Regions from separate parts of the Homo sapiens genome. Here all the other regions are linked to region 1. Evidence: chromatin contacts called from ENCODE Hi-C or POLR2A ChIA-PET data. All regions are on one chromosome and are shown on one strand. Each heading gives the region's core, a stretch centred on a gene start or an enhancer-like site at or near the end of the contact. The rest is flanking DNA. Distances are from core to core; before and after follow the strand shown. Region 1 overlaps ME3 (malic enzyme 3). Region 2 overlaps SYTL2 (synaptotagmin like 2). Region 3 holds the start of TMEM126B (transmembrane protein 126B). Region 4 holds the start of SYTL2 (synaptotagmin like 2). Region 5 holds the start of PICALM (phosphatidylinositol binding clathrin assembly protein).

Evidence for each region. Hi-C counts contacts between places; a loop is a spot of excess contacts on that map. ChIA-PET counts read pairs that join two places held with the same protein, here RNA polymerase II (POLR2A). Pooled maps may share reads with other maps.
Region 2: a loop to region 1 is called in a pooled map, with 13 times the contacts of the local background. The contact joins two enhancer-like sites. A Hi-C loop is called at or near these places in 2 of 37 single-sample maps with no recorded cell type and 6 of 50 pooled maps.
Region 3: a loop to region 1 is called in a map with no recorded cell type, with 12 times the contacts of the local background. The contact joins the promoter of TMEM126B here to the enhancer-like site in region 1. A Hi-C loop is called at or near these places in 2 of 37 single-sample maps with no recorded cell type and 11 of 50 pooled maps. POLR2A ChIA-PET finds 5 or more read pairs at or near these places in 2 of 52 experiments (MCF 10A and T-cell).
Region 4: a loop to region 1 is called in a pooled map, with 2.5 times the contacts of the local background. The contact joins the promoter of SYTL2 here to the enhancer-like site in region 1. A Hi-C loop is called at or near these places in 8 of 50 pooled maps.
Region 5: a loop to region 1 is called in a map with no recorded cell type, with 11 times the contacts of the local background. The contact joins the promoter of PICALM here to the enhancer-like site in region 1. A Hi-C loop is called at or near these places in 3 of 37 single-sample maps with no recorded cell type and 10 of 50 pooled maps. POLR2A ChIA-PET finds 5 or more read pairs at or near these places in 1 of 52 experiments (GM10248).

What each region holds. Positions count from the first base shown.
Region 1 is chr11:86,591,826-86,594,961 of GRCh38, forward strand. All of the region lies in intron 2 of ME3 (malic enzyme 3), which reads right to left. Among named protein-coding and RNA genes, the nearest start is that of ME3, 79 kb to the right of the region's middle. RefSeq lists a silencer at 2,988-3,136. Within about 2 kb of position 1,251, at least 19 of the 41 ENCODE cell types and tissues checked have a DNase peak (open chromatin) inside an H3K27ac peak, as active enhancers do.
Region 2 is chr11:85,699,139-85,701,913 of GRCh38, forward strand. SYTL2 (synaptotagmin like 2) reads right to left here. Exons shown (of 20, transcript NM_206927.4): 17 at 1,377-1,455. Among named protein-coding and RNA genes, the nearest start is that of CCDC89, 14 kb to the left of the region's middle. Within about 2 kb of position 1,338, at least 2 of the 41 ENCODE cell types and tissues checked have a DNase peak (open chromatin) inside an H3K27ac peak, as active enhancers do.
Region 3 is chr11:85,627,343-85,630,246 of GRCh38, forward strand. TMEM126B (transmembrane protein 126B) reads left to right here and starts at 1,251. Exons shown (of 5, transcript NM_018480.7): 1 at 1,251-1,346. The coding sequence starts at 1,266. It overlaps DLG2 (discs large MAGUK scaffold protein 2), which reads right to left and starts at 2. Exons shown (of 28, transcript NM_001142699.3): 1 at 1-2. RefSeq lists enhancers at 48-556, 429-588, 669-718, 859-1,048, 1,299-1,348 and 1 more.
Region 4 is chr11:85,809,680-85,812,410 of GRCh38, forward strand. SYTL2 (synaptotagmin like 2) reads right to left here and starts at 1,462. Exons shown (of 20, transcript NM_206927.4): 1 at 1,275-1,462. RefSeq lists a silencer at 1,421-1,600.
Region 5 is chr11:86,067,316-86,070,384 of GRCh38, forward strand. It overlaps PICALM (phosphatidylinositol binding clathrin assembly protein), which reads right to left and starts at 1,769. Exons shown (of 20, transcript NM_007166.4): 1 at 1,336-1,769. The coding sequence starts at 1,465. LOC124902731 (a long non-coding RNA gene) reads left to right here and starts at 2,609. Exons shown (of 2, transcript XR_007062823.1): 1 at 2,609-3,069. RefSeq lists enhancers at 415-1,117, 1,118-1,819, 1,559-2,758 and silencers at 1,384-1,433, 1,504-1,553, 1,694-1,863, 2,014-2,283.

The DNA of each region.
Region 1 (3,136 bases), core at 1-2,500:
GAAAGACCTGCTCCTGTGACTCAATTACCTCCCACCGAGTCTCTCCCACAACACGTGGGAATTCAAGATGAGATTTGGGTGGGGACACAGCCAAACCATATCAGACATCTAGAGTCCAGAACTGTGAGAAAATAAATTTCTATTGTTTAAGCCACCTAGTCTGCAGTGTTTTGTTATGGGAGCCTGAGCAAACTAATACACTTCCTATGAAGAAAATCTCACGTGAAGTCCAAGCCTGTCTGGTCTAAGAGAAAAAAGTCACCACCTGAGAACTGGGACCACATTCTTTGTTCTAATTGTTCCAGCTAGTCCAGCTTCTCCACTAACCTACTTAATCATTACAGACATGGGCACTGTGACAATGATGGCCAGGTGTGTTGGGAATTCAATCACTTGAACAAGAATGTCCCTGGGTTATAACATCCAGGCTGCTGCTTTTTTTTCTAAAGCACCAGACAATTGCTTCACAAAGTTCCCAATAACTCAGCTCTCACCACTTGCTCAAAGCCAGTTTCTTAGGCCTTGAGGGGGGGAAATAGGCTATTTAAACTCAAATGACTATTGAGCTTTGTTGACAAAATACCACTTGGAAGAATAATGTAAATGGAATCCATCTTCAAGGAAGCAAATGTCAAGGAGCACTTCACAAAACCCATGTTCCTCTAGCCACAGTGACTTCATTACTACATCTGAGGGGAGAGAAGTGTGAGTTTAATTAGGTAAACATAGAGACAGTGTTTGGGAATCTCATTGTAACCAGTGAGAAGGCAAGGTTTTCATAGACAATTGCTGGATGCAACTAGGTCAGTCTCCAGATCTGAAATTAAACCCTTTATCTAAGGGTTACTACTTAAGCCAGCAACAAAGGAGCATTTTACCCAATTCCCACTCAGATTTAGAGATGTCAAGTTTTCCTTGTTTCTGACTAGCAACAACAGAAGAAATTAAAACAGCTCAGTCTGGAATATCCCAGGAACCCCCAAACTTAGCAAGATTTGGGGAATATACCACCTAGTCACTCCTTCAGAAAGGGGCACAGTGATGGGGGAGAGCACAGAACGCAGGCATCAAACACACCTGCATTTGAGTCCTGGCTCCATGGGTTACTAAGTGTGTGACTGTGAGCCAGTTATTTAACCTTCCATAGGCCTCAGCTCCCTTATCTATTAACCTGGTGAAATGCAGACCCCTCTGCATGGGGTTACAAGGTTTCAGCATGACTGGGTATGAAAAGAGAACAAAGAAGCTTCCTGGAGATGACTGTGGCCTTGGCTCACTGCCAGGAAAATGACTCATTTCTGTATGCCAGGGTTATAGTTCACTGTTACCCTGACAAATGAATGTGGAAGACCCATGATTTCCTCCACCCTCCTTCACTCACATAGTAAAAGTTAGCTACTGCCTGCAACATACCAGGCACCGTACAACACGAAACTGTAGGCTCCCCCTCCAGGAAGTGACAATGTCATTCCTAACCTGTTGGAATTTTAACACCTGTCATAAAAGGATCTCATGATGCTTTGAATACTTTCTCGAAAGGTGTCACATGCTGCAAGAATAGTAAGGACAGCAACAGCTATCATTTCCTACTTGGGTTGCATGTTTAATATTTCGTAAAACAATACTTTCACATATATCATATGAGCCCCACAAAGGCTCCAGAACTTCAGCATACAACCAGTAAGTTGCAGAACTGGATCACAAGCCCGACCTCCATCTCCCTAAGTTCAATAGGAATTTTCTGATACATTTTCTCCCAAGTTTGAAAGTAATATTACGCACAGAAAAGTTGGAAAAAAATAACCACACCTTATTTTCATCACCCAGAGATAGCCACTGTATCATTTTGTTCTATTTTCTTCCTATCTTTTTTCTATGCTTAAAAAAATTTTATTTAAACAAACTTGAGATCATACTATGTATAAAATTTTTTAGTCTTTTTTCCCCACTAAAAATGTTATGATTAGCATTTTCCCACATACTAAAACTTCAGCCTAAAATGTTATTAAAAAACAGAAAAACACAGCAAGCTTTATCTAGTAATTCCTGTTTTATATAATTGTTTCCAAACTTCCACAATTATGAATTATGCTGTAATGAGCACAAAACTTTTTGTTTCTGATTTTTCTTCAGATTGAACTATAAGTGTACTTAAGAGACTGATGACTCATTCTTTCATTCAACAAATATTTAATAAGCACCGACTAGGTACTGGATACCATTATAAACTGACGATACAGTAATAAGGAAACAAAGTAAAAAAACAGACAAGATATCCCTGCCTTCATGAAACTTACATTCTAGAGATATCAACAGTTTTAAGTATCTGTACGCATACTGTCAAATCACTTTTAGAAAGGTCGAACTATTTTATAACTCCAGTACATAAGTAGCTGTCTTACTACATTTTCACCAATGCTGAGTATTATGATTTAAAATTGTTGCTAATTTATAACACTTAATAAAAATATTGCATTCCTTAGAGATTTTTCTCCTTTGCTCTCTACCTCCATATATTCACCTCATCATAAAATACAAGTACATTGAAGAGACATTTAAGTTATCATCCAAAGTTGGTCTCCTAGCTGGGCATAATGACTCACAGCTATAATCCCAGCACTTTGGGAGGCCAAGGTGGGTGAAGCACTTGAGCCCAGGTGTTTGAGACCAACCTGGGCAACATAAAAACACCCCATCTCTACAAAATAATAATAAAAAAATCAGCCAGGTGTGGTGATGCATGCTTATAGCCCAGCTACTTGGGAGGCTGAGATGGGAAGATCACTTGAGCCCGAGAGGTCAACGCTGCAGTGAGCTGTGATTGCACCACTGACACAGCAAGACCCTTTCTCAAAAAACAATACAAAAAAACACAAAAAAACAAAAAAACGAAACAAAGTCTGCTCTCCAAATGTGAAATTTCAAAAGATTTTTCCTGCCTGCAGTGAGAAAATAATCCCAGTCCCAAAGCAGGGATGGCAAGAGTGGAAATGCCTCTGATACTTTGCAAGGTAGCCCTTGAAGGTAGCAAAAAATAATGATGACAAATCAGTGCCTTGTTAGGGCCTGATATGTCTGGGGACTGAGTCAGCAATGAGTTTCTCCAGTGAAATGCTAGGCTTCTGTGGGGGATGAG
Region 2 (2,775 bases), core at 88-2,587, 890 kb before region 1:
AATAATTCAAATAAAATGATAAAAATGTAATATACAGTGAAACTCCAAGTTATTACTGTAATGTTCTAGAAGATGATATGATCAGTGAGATCTAATATAGTTAGGGAAAGCTTTATGGAGGAGATGGGGCTTCATCTAAGACTTTGGTAGGTTGAGGAGAAGAGGAAGCCATTTCAAAGAAGAAAAACTACGTGGACAAAAATTCAGACATGGTGGCACCCATCACAACACACAATACCCCTGCCCTCTACTACCAAGTGATAGAAGGAAAAAGGGAAATGGGATTTCTATGAATGTTGACTTTAAATGATAGGATACAAATTATATGCAAAAGAATCTACCTTTTAGGAAAATCCAGAAGTTCAAAGGTGGCAGTCTGACAGCAATCCAGCCTGAAAATATGCTTTACTTGCCCTCTAATTCTTTCTTTTTTGGGGGGCGGGGGGCGGTATAAACTACATCAGAATGCTTTTCTTTAGTTCAGTCACTATCCTCACCATCAATTATTTCTTCCATCTCACTAGCTTCACTGCCTGGTTACTGAAAGCATTTGAGTTTACAACCTCTGATTTCAGCCATAACATTCATACAGATTCTTAAAGAGACTAACTTGGGGAACTTGCTTGGGAAATGGAGCAAGGAGCTGGCTGGCATTCATTTCCTGCTAGTCTCTTGCTCCTTAACTGGGCTGAAGACCTGACAAGGAGGCAATTAATAATCTTGAGGGAAAAGCTTTATCTCTTAATGAGACCCTGAGAGTGGAGGGTGAATGAGCTTTAAGTTCTCTGGAGTCCTCTTAATTCCCACCTGTGAAAAAGAACACTCAGGTTCTATTCTTATAGCACTATCAATAAGTCCAAATTCCAAACACAGGAATACACAAATTCTGAATACAGGCCATTCACATTGTGCAGATACAAATTTTTGGAGAGTGAGGTGAAACCTAATGACTATAAACTAAACTAAAAAAAAAAATGAGAACTTTCTTATAGAAACAGAAAGTAAAATGATGATTACCAGAAGCTGGTAGTAGAGGAAAAGGAAATTGTTGGTTAATAGATAAACAGGTTCAGATTTGCAAGATGAAAAGGTTCTGGAGATCTGTTTCCCAACAGTGTGAATATACTTAGCACTACTAAGCTGTACAGTTAAAAATGGTGAAGATGGTAGATTTTATGTTTTCTTTTTTTTTTTTTTTTGCCACAATAACAAAAAAAGAATTTTCTTATTTACAACTGTGAATAGACTCATTTGGTCTATACGTTACTAACTTGATAAGTTTCTTTAGGGCCTCACCTTTGAAAACGCATAGTAAATACTGTGAGAAGGGAGGGATAAGGAAAGGACATAAATCTGAATAGAAAGTCATTACATACCAGGGACTGGCTCTGGGACATACTGGAGAGCTAGTTTCATTTCACCTCTGTTTTCTGCTTCAAGGGCAACTGGTGCTGTCTGAAAAGTGAAGAAATGTCAGCAGGTGGGAGACAAACTTTTCATCCTGTTTGTTGGTATAGGTCTCATTACAGAACCATATCTGTCCCATTTCTGGGACCATGTGTCACTCATGAGTGCTCTGGATTAAAATTTCTCTCTGCATCAGAACTAGACTGTTGCCTTAATACCTGGGAAAACTAGGTTGTATATCTTGAAAAATCTTGCAGGATACCCAGAAAATATTTCAAGGCCTTTAGTCTCAAAGATGGTGAAGAAACCAGAATGGCTTTCTTGGAGATGGGAGAGGTTTCTTTGAATGCTTTAATTTTGATCAAAACACAAATATTTTGTTAGCTATTCAGCCAGCATATAAAACAATTTATTTGTATTCCCTTTATTTGAAGGAGTATGAGATAGTGTGTGAAAGTAAGGGGGGAAAGGCCATATCTTACATTTTCAAAGCTGCACTAATCTGATTATTTTAGGCCAAATGCATAGAAGTCTGTAAGTATAACAAAGACTGAACAATAATTTTTTAAACTTCTATCTGTTATTTTCAAGTACACGTTGAATATTCCTTATCTGAAATGCTTGGGATCAGAAAAGTTTCAGATTTCGGATTTGTTTTTTGAAATTCGTAATATTTGCATATACGTAATGAGATATCTTAGGGATGGGACCCAAGTCTAAACACAAAATTCATTTATGTTTCATATACATCTTCTACACATAGCCTGAAGGTAATTTTATATAACATTTTTAATAACTTTATGCAACCCATCACATGAAGCAGGTGTGGAATTTTCCACTTACGGCATCATATCGGCACTCAAAAAGTTTCAGATTTTGGAGCATTATGGATTTGAAATTTTTGAATTAGGGATGCTAAACCTGTATAAGAAACCTGCATAAGATAGTTTTTTACTTTCAAATTCTGGCTCTTTAGAGCTTTATTTTCAAAATATGGGTATGTATCAGAAACGTAATGGTAGCCAGTTAAAAATGAGATGCTTTTGATATCTTCTGAGGAGTTCAGGTCTTGGGTAGGGCTAGAAATAAGTGCTTCAAGTGATTTTGATATAACATTTGAGAACCATTTCTTTAGTGGAACTAAAACAGTTCCACTGTTGTGTAGACACTAAGTTATGGTTTGTATTAGTTATTTATATTTATCACTTCCTACTATGATGGACTAGCTTGGATCACATCAACCCCTAAACTAATAACAATTTAAAAGGTGGGATTTTAAATATCAGTTTGAAAGTGCTAAAGAATTATTAACACAGACAGGACTCAAATGAACAAGATCTTAGAGTCTGACATTCTTCTCTGCTTTTC
Region 3 (2,904 bases), core at 1-2,500, 960 kb before region 1:
TTGAAAAAAAAGGAAAGCAATCCCTTGGCATGGAGACATTAAAGTGACAGTGCTACTCAATGGGCACTTGATGCAGGATGAGTTGGCGAAGCAGATTTCTTCACACTGGAGTCATTCACATCATGCCATCTCTTCGCATTCAAGCAGCTCCCTATCCGGCGAGGAAAAACACTGAGACTTCGAGAGAAGCCAAACCTTCCCCCAAAGGTGTTTTCAGAGACGCCGTAGTAGTATTAGACATGTAAGCATAAGCTATGTAAACGGTCCGCGATTTCCTAAATGAGAAAGTGCAGCTGCTTGGCTTTCACATCCACCTTTTCTCTCAATCTCTCTTCAAACTACCCACCTTCCTTTTGCAGAAAAGACAAGACATTTCTTTGCCACCGCTGGCCACCCCTGCCCAAGCCCCGTTCTTTTAGGGAAGAGCACTGAAATGTCCTGCACCCTCCACGCGATGAAGTGTTTCCTCAGGCAGGAGCAACAGCAGCACTAGAAATTATATAACTCTCGAATTTGGCTTCTGTAAGACATGGAGACTGGAGGGTCGGGGGTTGCCGGTCTGGGAGATACTGCTGGGCATTTAACGTGCACAAAACAGCGCCAGGCCTTGCAGTGCCCCCCACCCCGAGACACGGCTGACAAGTGGGTCTTCTCGCGGGGGTAGTGGGCAAATTTCTCTCCGGTCTCTTTCCAAGCGGGGCTAAAGGATGCAAATTGAGGGGACTACAGACTGGGGAGAGGAGTCAGACGGCTGAGAGGAGAGGAGGCTAGTCGGGGCTGCTCTGACGGCGCTGGGCGGCTGGTCCGGGGTTTGGAGGAGGAGGTGCCCGAGAAACAGAGCTTTAACACCACACAGGCCAGGGCAAAGGGGCGAGTTCCCTCAAGGACTGAAAGGGGCAGGCAGCTAGTTCCCAGCTGCCCTGAGGAGAGGCAGGAGCGCAGTAACATTACAACATTCGGGCCGCCCCATCTTTCCCGCAGGACGCGAAGAGATCAGGGAGCTAAGCTGATAAATAGTCAGGGAAGGAAATACTCGGCTGGCGAGGGGGGCAGGCCCACAGGCGCCTGGACCTCCTCTAAGCGAATAAGTGGCCGTAATTTCTAGACGCCGCGCCCAATCACAGTCAGGATGGAGGGCGCGGCTTTTGACTGAGTGGGGGCGGGCCCGGGCTGCAATCGAGAGGCGTTGAGCCGTAAATCAGCACCACTTCCCGCCCAGGGCGTTCTGGGTCCCCGCCCACCGGCAAGTCACATGAGCCACCAAAATGGTGGTGTTCGGGTATGAGGCTGGGACTAAGCCAAGGGATTCAGGTGTGGTGCCGGTGGGAACTGAGGAAGCGCCCAAGGTAGGCGGAAATCCGAAGTGGTATGGGGGGTGATTTCTGCACCTTCAAAGTGTTGGCAGACTCTTCTAAGATGATACCTTTAAAGGAGATTTGAAAAGTTAAAACAGCTCCCAAGTCCATGCAAGGAGCAGTCGATTAAGTCTCCAGTTGCTGTGGAAAGAGGCGGAGAGAACGTAGATGACCTAAATTCTAGTCCTCATTATCTGCAGTTTGTTTTCTCTTGTCTCCAGGCCTTTGCACAGGCTTTTTCTTCAACTTGGAGTATTTCCCTGCTTCTATCCGTCCCAACTCCCCTGCCAAACTGTTCTCTTTCGGTTATTGATTTAAATGTCACTTCTTCCGGGAAGCCTTCCCACGCTTCCTCTGGCTAGATTGTTTGCTTTTTCTTAGGTTGTTGGGTTTTTCGTTTATGTCACTCTCTCATTCTGTGTTTAAATTGCCAGCTTTTTTGTTCTGAACTCCCACTGCGTTGTGGATTCCTGAGGATGGGATGACTGTATCTTGATTACCCGGAGGTCTGGCATATACCACGTGCTCCCTAAATTATGAGCGAATGTTGAATAAAATTCTAAAGGTGAAATTTATTATTAGGTGAAAAATTTATTATTAGGTAAAATAATACACATGAAAGCACTACAAAACCGTTAGATGATTTGCAAACTATAAACCTACATAAATGCACTCTTACTGGTATAAGCGTGGTGACTAGTTGAGTGGCCTTAAGGGGGAAGGGGTGTAATGAAAGCACTGGAGTCTTTGACAGTGCCTTGCAAAGCTTAAGCACTCAAATATTTCCTGTGTTCTTTCCAGTATTTCAGTATTTGCTGTCCTGTAATCATAATCCTGGGTGTCTGTTTTCCCTATAGAGACTTTAGGGTGTAGACTAGGTAGGAGATTAGTAGAAGATATTGCCTGGAAGTTTGTTTTGTTTTTTGTTTTTGGTGGAAGGTGGAGGATTTCAATGAATTGGATGAGAGCAAAACAAAAATTTATCTATGGTTTATGGTTACTCATGTTATTGACGTCTGCCAAGACAGCAGATGTCTTAGTACAATAGATGGGTTAGGTATAGAATCTCCCTTAGATGTTACTATCCCTTATACTTTCCATTTGGGTGTCAGGGAGAGGGAAAAGATGTAAGTCTAGTCACTGAAAAATTGTAATTTGTAAAATATTTTACCTTTTTTTCCCCCTGCCCTCTCCAGAAATGTTACAGAAAAAGATTGAGTACATTTCTGCCATGATGCAGAGAAAGAAACTGGTCCATTATTACTCATTGTGTAACACCATAAGAAGGTTCAAAGGAGCTCATACCTTCTGTATGTTGATGCCAGGAACTGTGTATAATGAACTGGCCTTCTATAGTTAGGATTGGTACATACCGCTCATTCAGCAAATGAGTATTACAGTGATATTCAACATGTGTCCATTGACTACAGCATCAGAAGCACTAAGTGCTATTAAAATGCAGATTCTAGGCCTCATCCTACTCCTGCTGAATCCAGGTATCTCAGGAGGGAATTCATGAGACTGCATTTCAAATAAATACCCCATGTGA
Region 4 (2,731 bases), core at 212-2,711, 780 kb before region 1:
GCTTTGTGAGAATTAAGGATATATTACATACAAAGAAGTGTCTGGCCCATAGTAAGTGCCCACTAAACAGCAGTCAACATTGCCCTGCTGCCGTCCCCACACCTCTTCTCCTTCCTAGCTGCTCTTGATGGGTTCTGCAATCTGATTTCACCTGGATACCACACTAAGGGTGAGAAGGGGCAGAACTTCAGGGGTGGAGGAAAGTGAGGGAAGGGAAATGCTGGAGACCTTCCATAGAAATCCAGCCAAGTCCTCAGCTCCTTTCAATCATCCTACTCTATCTGGCTGCTCCATCCAGCAGACAGCAGGGGTCACCATCCTGGTGGGGAATGGCTGCCAACAAGGGGACGGGAAGCTGGATGGCAGTTTGCATCCACCCCACCTTCCAGGGTCTATCTGTCTGAAGCCCCACCGGGCTTCCTCTGCACATCCCTGCCGGGCTGTGTGGCTCAGGGGGCTGACAGGGTGATTCATAGCCTGTTCTTATCTAGGCTTCTATCTCAACCCTGCGCCCAAAGCCCTGGAGGCTGCTGGTCACAAACCAGCACTAAATGAAAAGAAGAACTTTTCATTAAGGCAGGAAGTGGAGCCCCTCAAGGTCAAAGGGGATTTATAAAGAGAGGAGGAAAGAAAGGGAAGACGCGGCAGGATGGGTGCAGAGAAAGAGAGACCCACTTCCTATATGCTGGTGGAGCCCTGTGTCTTAGACGCTAAAAACAGTCGCTTTTCCACTTCAAAGGATGATAAAGCCCACTCGTGTAGTTTATAGCTCGCCGTGGGACGAGGTGTGGGTATGGAAGAGAATTCCAAAACACGTCTTATTTTCAAAGGAGAAATCATCATCCCCTGGCCGGCCCTTCCCAACACCCCACCTGTAAACAGGTGCTGACGCTCCTACCTTTCTGCACCTGAGCAATCTGGGGGCAGTTACTCTGCAGCCAGGTCTCCCCAGCACCCAGCCCCAAGCCCAGGTCAGTCCCTGAAAGCCCTAGAAAACGCGATAGCTCAGCAGAACCCTCGCCTACCCGGGCATCCCAGCTTCCTGGCCGCCTGGGCAGCGGAGGTGGCTCTGGAGTAGGTGGGAAACTGAGGAAAGGAGCTTTCCCCGTGCCAAAACGCAGTTCCCATTTTAGAACTGGTTAGACTAAGGAACAACATTCTACACCACCTCCCTCACTTAACAGAGGAGGAAGCAGAGACCAAGAGAGGGAAACAAAGTTGCCCGAGGTAACACAGCGAGTGGGCCAAGTAGAGACTGGAACCCGAGTGCGCACCTCCGAGTCGCTGCCGGGCAGGGAGCGCGCCTCGCCGTCTCTCTTGTCTTCTGGCCCCCAGCCCTCGGCCTGGCGGTGCAAACCGCGCAGCCCCGGGCGCGGCGCGTTACCTTCCCCCGGGCAAGGCGTTGCGAGCCTTCACTCTCCCGACGGACGCTGGCGGCACGGCCCGGGTGTCGCCCGGCACTGTCAACGCAGAGCGGCGTGCGCGAGTCCCTCCCCGCTACCCCCGCCCCCGGCGGGCGGTGCGGTGGGGCCGGTCCCGGGTGCTCGGGCCAATGGCGCTTCGCCCGCTCCCCGCCCCGGCCCGCCCCGGCCTCCTCGCCCGGCACACAGCGCCTGCCAGCCCCTGCCCTCTCCCCTTCCCTCCCTTCGCCCTCCGCCCCCGCCTGCTGCTTCTCTCCGGTTCCTAGCCTCCTTCTCAAGTGTACCTTGCCCCGAAACAACCTGTTTTCTGTGCAAATAAAGCAGCACTGTTGTTATTGTTATTATTATTTTTATCACGGCGCGTTAGGGGGCCTTGGAGCCCGAGAGTGTGGAGCACTAGGAGCCTCTGCACTCCGAGAAGGGACAGCCACCGCGCAGGGAAAGGGGCGCGGAGGGTATGGAGCCCGGTCATGGGGTAACTTGCTTTAACCCTCGGGACGTCAATTTCCTCACATGTGAAATAGAAGAAGGGGGGAAAAAAGTTGTTGAGAGGACTAAATGAAGTGATGCTTTAAAATACAATAATACCTAGAGAAAGGTGAGGGCGTCATGCACTGCCTGAGCTACTTACTGGGGTATGCACAGAGGACTGGTAAGCTCCTGGAAGACGCTGTGTGGCAGGGAGGCAGACAATGCAATACAGTAAATACAATATTGTGGTCGGGCGCGGTGGCTCACACCTGTAATCCCAGCATTATGGGAGGCCGAGGCAGGTGGATAACCCGAGGTCAGGAGTTCGGGACCAGCCCGGCCAACATAGCAAAACTCTGTTCTAATTAGAAAAGAAAAAAGAAAAATTAGCTGGGTGTGGTGGCGAGCGCCCGTAGTCCCAACTACTTAGGAAGCTGAGGCAGGAGAATCGCTTTAACCCGAGAGGTGGAGGCTGCCGTGAGCCAAGATCGCACCACTGCACCCCATCCTGGGTGACAGAGCAAGACTCTGTCTCAAAAAAATAAATAAAATAATTTAAAAATTGTATCACGACCTATTTTTTACAAGTTACCCATGATGGGGCCAGCCCAGGCAAACCTCTGAAGGAGATGAACCTTAAAGCCTTTTTCCTTATCATTTCCTGGACTAGTGTTGTCCATTTAACTGAGGGTGGCCCAGGTCTGCCTTTGGTTCTTCCAAAGGTCTTCCTTCTCCCAAACTTACAAATACTTATCCCCAAGGGCTTCAGTTAGTGCCCAGTGCAGGCTGCTAGCCTGGCCCAAGAGTCCTGGCACTGTGCAGAGATGTGTATTCTGGCT
Region 5 (3,069 bases), core at 519-3,018, 520 kb before region 1:
CAGTCAGACTAATGTGTCCAGTCATTTAAAAAGGGAACTTACTTATCGTGACTATTGCCCTATTTTTCCCTGAAAAGTTTCAGGTCTAAGCTCCATTGGCTTGAGTGATCCAATGAGCTTTGTACCCTGGGGTAAAAGAGCGCAAAGAAAAAGGAGGGTATTACAGGTGACTTCCAGGTTAGAAAAAAGTTACGAGGAGTTAGCTCTACTAATTGTATCTACGTTAGCGAATGGACGAATACTATGTCGTGTAAGAGAAGCTAAAGCTAGTTCCTCAAAAGGTAACTGGCATAATTAAAACATCCAAACTCAAGCATCATCAAACATCATTTTGCCAATTTTTTTAAGGGATGTATGTTATTTGTAAGTAAATTTATTAATCCATTTGGAATTCCAACAGTCTACGCTTAACACTCAAGCTTCTGAATTCAAGCCGCCAGAATTAACAGTTCCAGGAACTGATAAGAGTATCAGCAAAATGCCTTTTTCCATATCCCCATGTGAAAAGCTGGGGGGCAGAGCTGACAGTCACAAACTCACCCCAGTCAAAAGTATGGACAACACAACGATTAAATTCCACCAGAGGCAAATAAAAATCCCAACTTTCCAGAAAGCTTTCCCTACACCAAATTGAATCCTTTTACTTTCACTCCCACAAAGAAGGTAATCTGAAATAAAAGTCGGGTAACTGGGTATGGTATTTAAAATGAGTCGAAGAAACTACACTGAAGCTACTATAGAGGCGATGAAAAGGTAACCCAAAAGCAGGAGGGAAGGTGGAACAGAAAGCCAGGAAGGGATGGGCGAAGCAGCTAGTGGAGCAAAGGAAGTGGGGGATCCCTTCCAGGGAGGCAGCCCGGAGGGATAACAAGGATCTGGATGCAAGGAACCAGGCGTTTACTGAAACCCGAAGGAGGCTGATGAAGAAACAATGGGGCTTGGAGACGCTCAGACGAGGGCGACGAGGCGGCACCGGACGGGTGGGAAGGAAGAGCAGAAGGCTGCAGTGGAGACGGGTAGGGGGTGAGAAGCCAGGTGGGGAAGCAAGTTGGTTGGGTATGATGGGGTGTGGTAGCGCACCGGGCAGGGAGACGAGGGTCCCCTAGGAATAGGGAGGGGAGTGGCTTGTCAGATTTTGAGACGGGGAGCGGAGGCCGTGAAGGCAGGTGTGATGGAAGCAAAAGAACACAGCTCAACGGGCACAGGACCGGCCGTGCCAGAGAAGACGCAGGGAGGGAAGAGGCAGTAGAAGGGTGAAAGACAAGAGAGAGAGAGAAGGACGCGCGCGGGTCGCGCGGGCGCCGGGGAGCGGGGGCCGCGGTCGGCTTCACTCACAGTCCAGGTGCTTTTTCTTGGGCCCCATGATCTCGTGGGTCGTGGCCTTGCATACTGTCTTGGATACGGCAGAGCCGGTGACACTGTGCTGGGCGGCAGTGATTCGGTCCGTCAGGCTCTGGCCGGACATCTCTGCAGCTCCTCCACCACCCCACCCGCTCAGCAGCCGGCGGGGACTGGGACCCCCAAGAGCCGGAGGGTCCCCACCCCCCACCGCACCCCCTACCCCCACCGGCTCCTTCCCCGCCTGCCGGCCTGGGGCGCGGTTCGGGGCCGCGCGCTGCCACCAGTCCAGAGAGAACCGGCTCGTGTCACCCGCGGAGTCGGACAAGATGTCGGGCACTCCCTTGCCCCCGCCTCAGTTCAGCCCACCCCTTCCCGGGTCAGCTGGAGCCGGGCAGGGTAAGAGGAACAGGCAGCTGCAGGAAAATGGCGGCGCCAGGCTCCTCCTCGGAGCTTTCCGGGCTGCCCCGGGTCACGTGACTCGGACACCGCCCCTCCTCCCTTCTCCCGCCCCTTTCCCCTTCCCTTTCCTCTTCGACGCCCGCCCTCCCTCGCTCAGCGAGGGAAGAGCTGGGCGGCGCCCGCGCGTTACGTGATGGAACTCGCCAGGCGGGCGCAACAGGAGGCCCGCCCGAGGGGAGTGCACAGCCGGCGCATCACGTGACTCTCCCTGCCAACAGGTCGCCTGAGGCTCGGCCCGCGGGGTCACAGACGCCGGGCGGGGCGGGGCGGGAGAGGAATGGCGAGGGCGGTGTGCTGGCGGGGGTGGGGCGGGGCGGCAGGCTTCTCCCCTTATCCCCCCACCTCAAGTGTGTCCTCGTGTCTGTGGTTGAAACCAACAGCTTGACAAAGGAGGTGCAGCTGCCTTCACAGCTTCCCCTGAAGTGGGGGGTATTAGGCCTCTGGCTCCCCGAGCTTTCCCAGCAGAGTCAAGAATGTATTTCAAGACGCCTCCCAAAGCCGCCCTCCTGGCTTAAAGGAGAAGGTTCCAAACGGCCTATTTTCTGAACCTTCCAGCAGGCCTCTCTCTACCATGGAACTATTGAAGCTCTCCTTATTTACTTACCCCAGAAAGGTTTTTTCCCCCCTTTCCTTGAGAGGCTTGGAAATGTCACCTGGTTTTGTTTATCTCTACTCCGAAAACCCGACACGTTGCTGCCATTCTAAATTTAGATACTAGCTGGCCGGTATTCATTCTCTAGGGTGTGGAATAGGACAGGAAACACATAGCTTCACTGGAATTTGAAAAGGGAAGTAGTAGGATGATGTCAACAGCGATTAGCTTGACCCTACATGGCTGACTGCTGTGGTGATTAAAGGTCCAGACCATAGAAGGAAGTGAGAGGGGCGGTAAATGGAGAAGTCCCATTCAAACAGTCCAGACATCACTGCCTGCCATCTCCCCTGGTTTAGTCTTTCTTACCTTTGGCCTCTTTTCTCTTATTGGGTGAGCCAGATTTCCATGGAAAGACGTTGACACTGCCCTGTGGACATTTTAAAAGAAGTATTACATCCTGAAATACTATTCAATGAGACCCAGACCATACATTAACAAAGCCTTTTATATGTTATTAGAGCCTCTACATTCAACCCAGGGTTAGGGATAAGTTGAAAAATATGTGAGTGCTAAGTTACCATGATAGTCACATGTAATCTTGCTAGTTTCAAATGAAATGCTAACATTCTCAGAAAGTCTGTGTACACCATCTGCCAGCCAAATCCAAAATACTG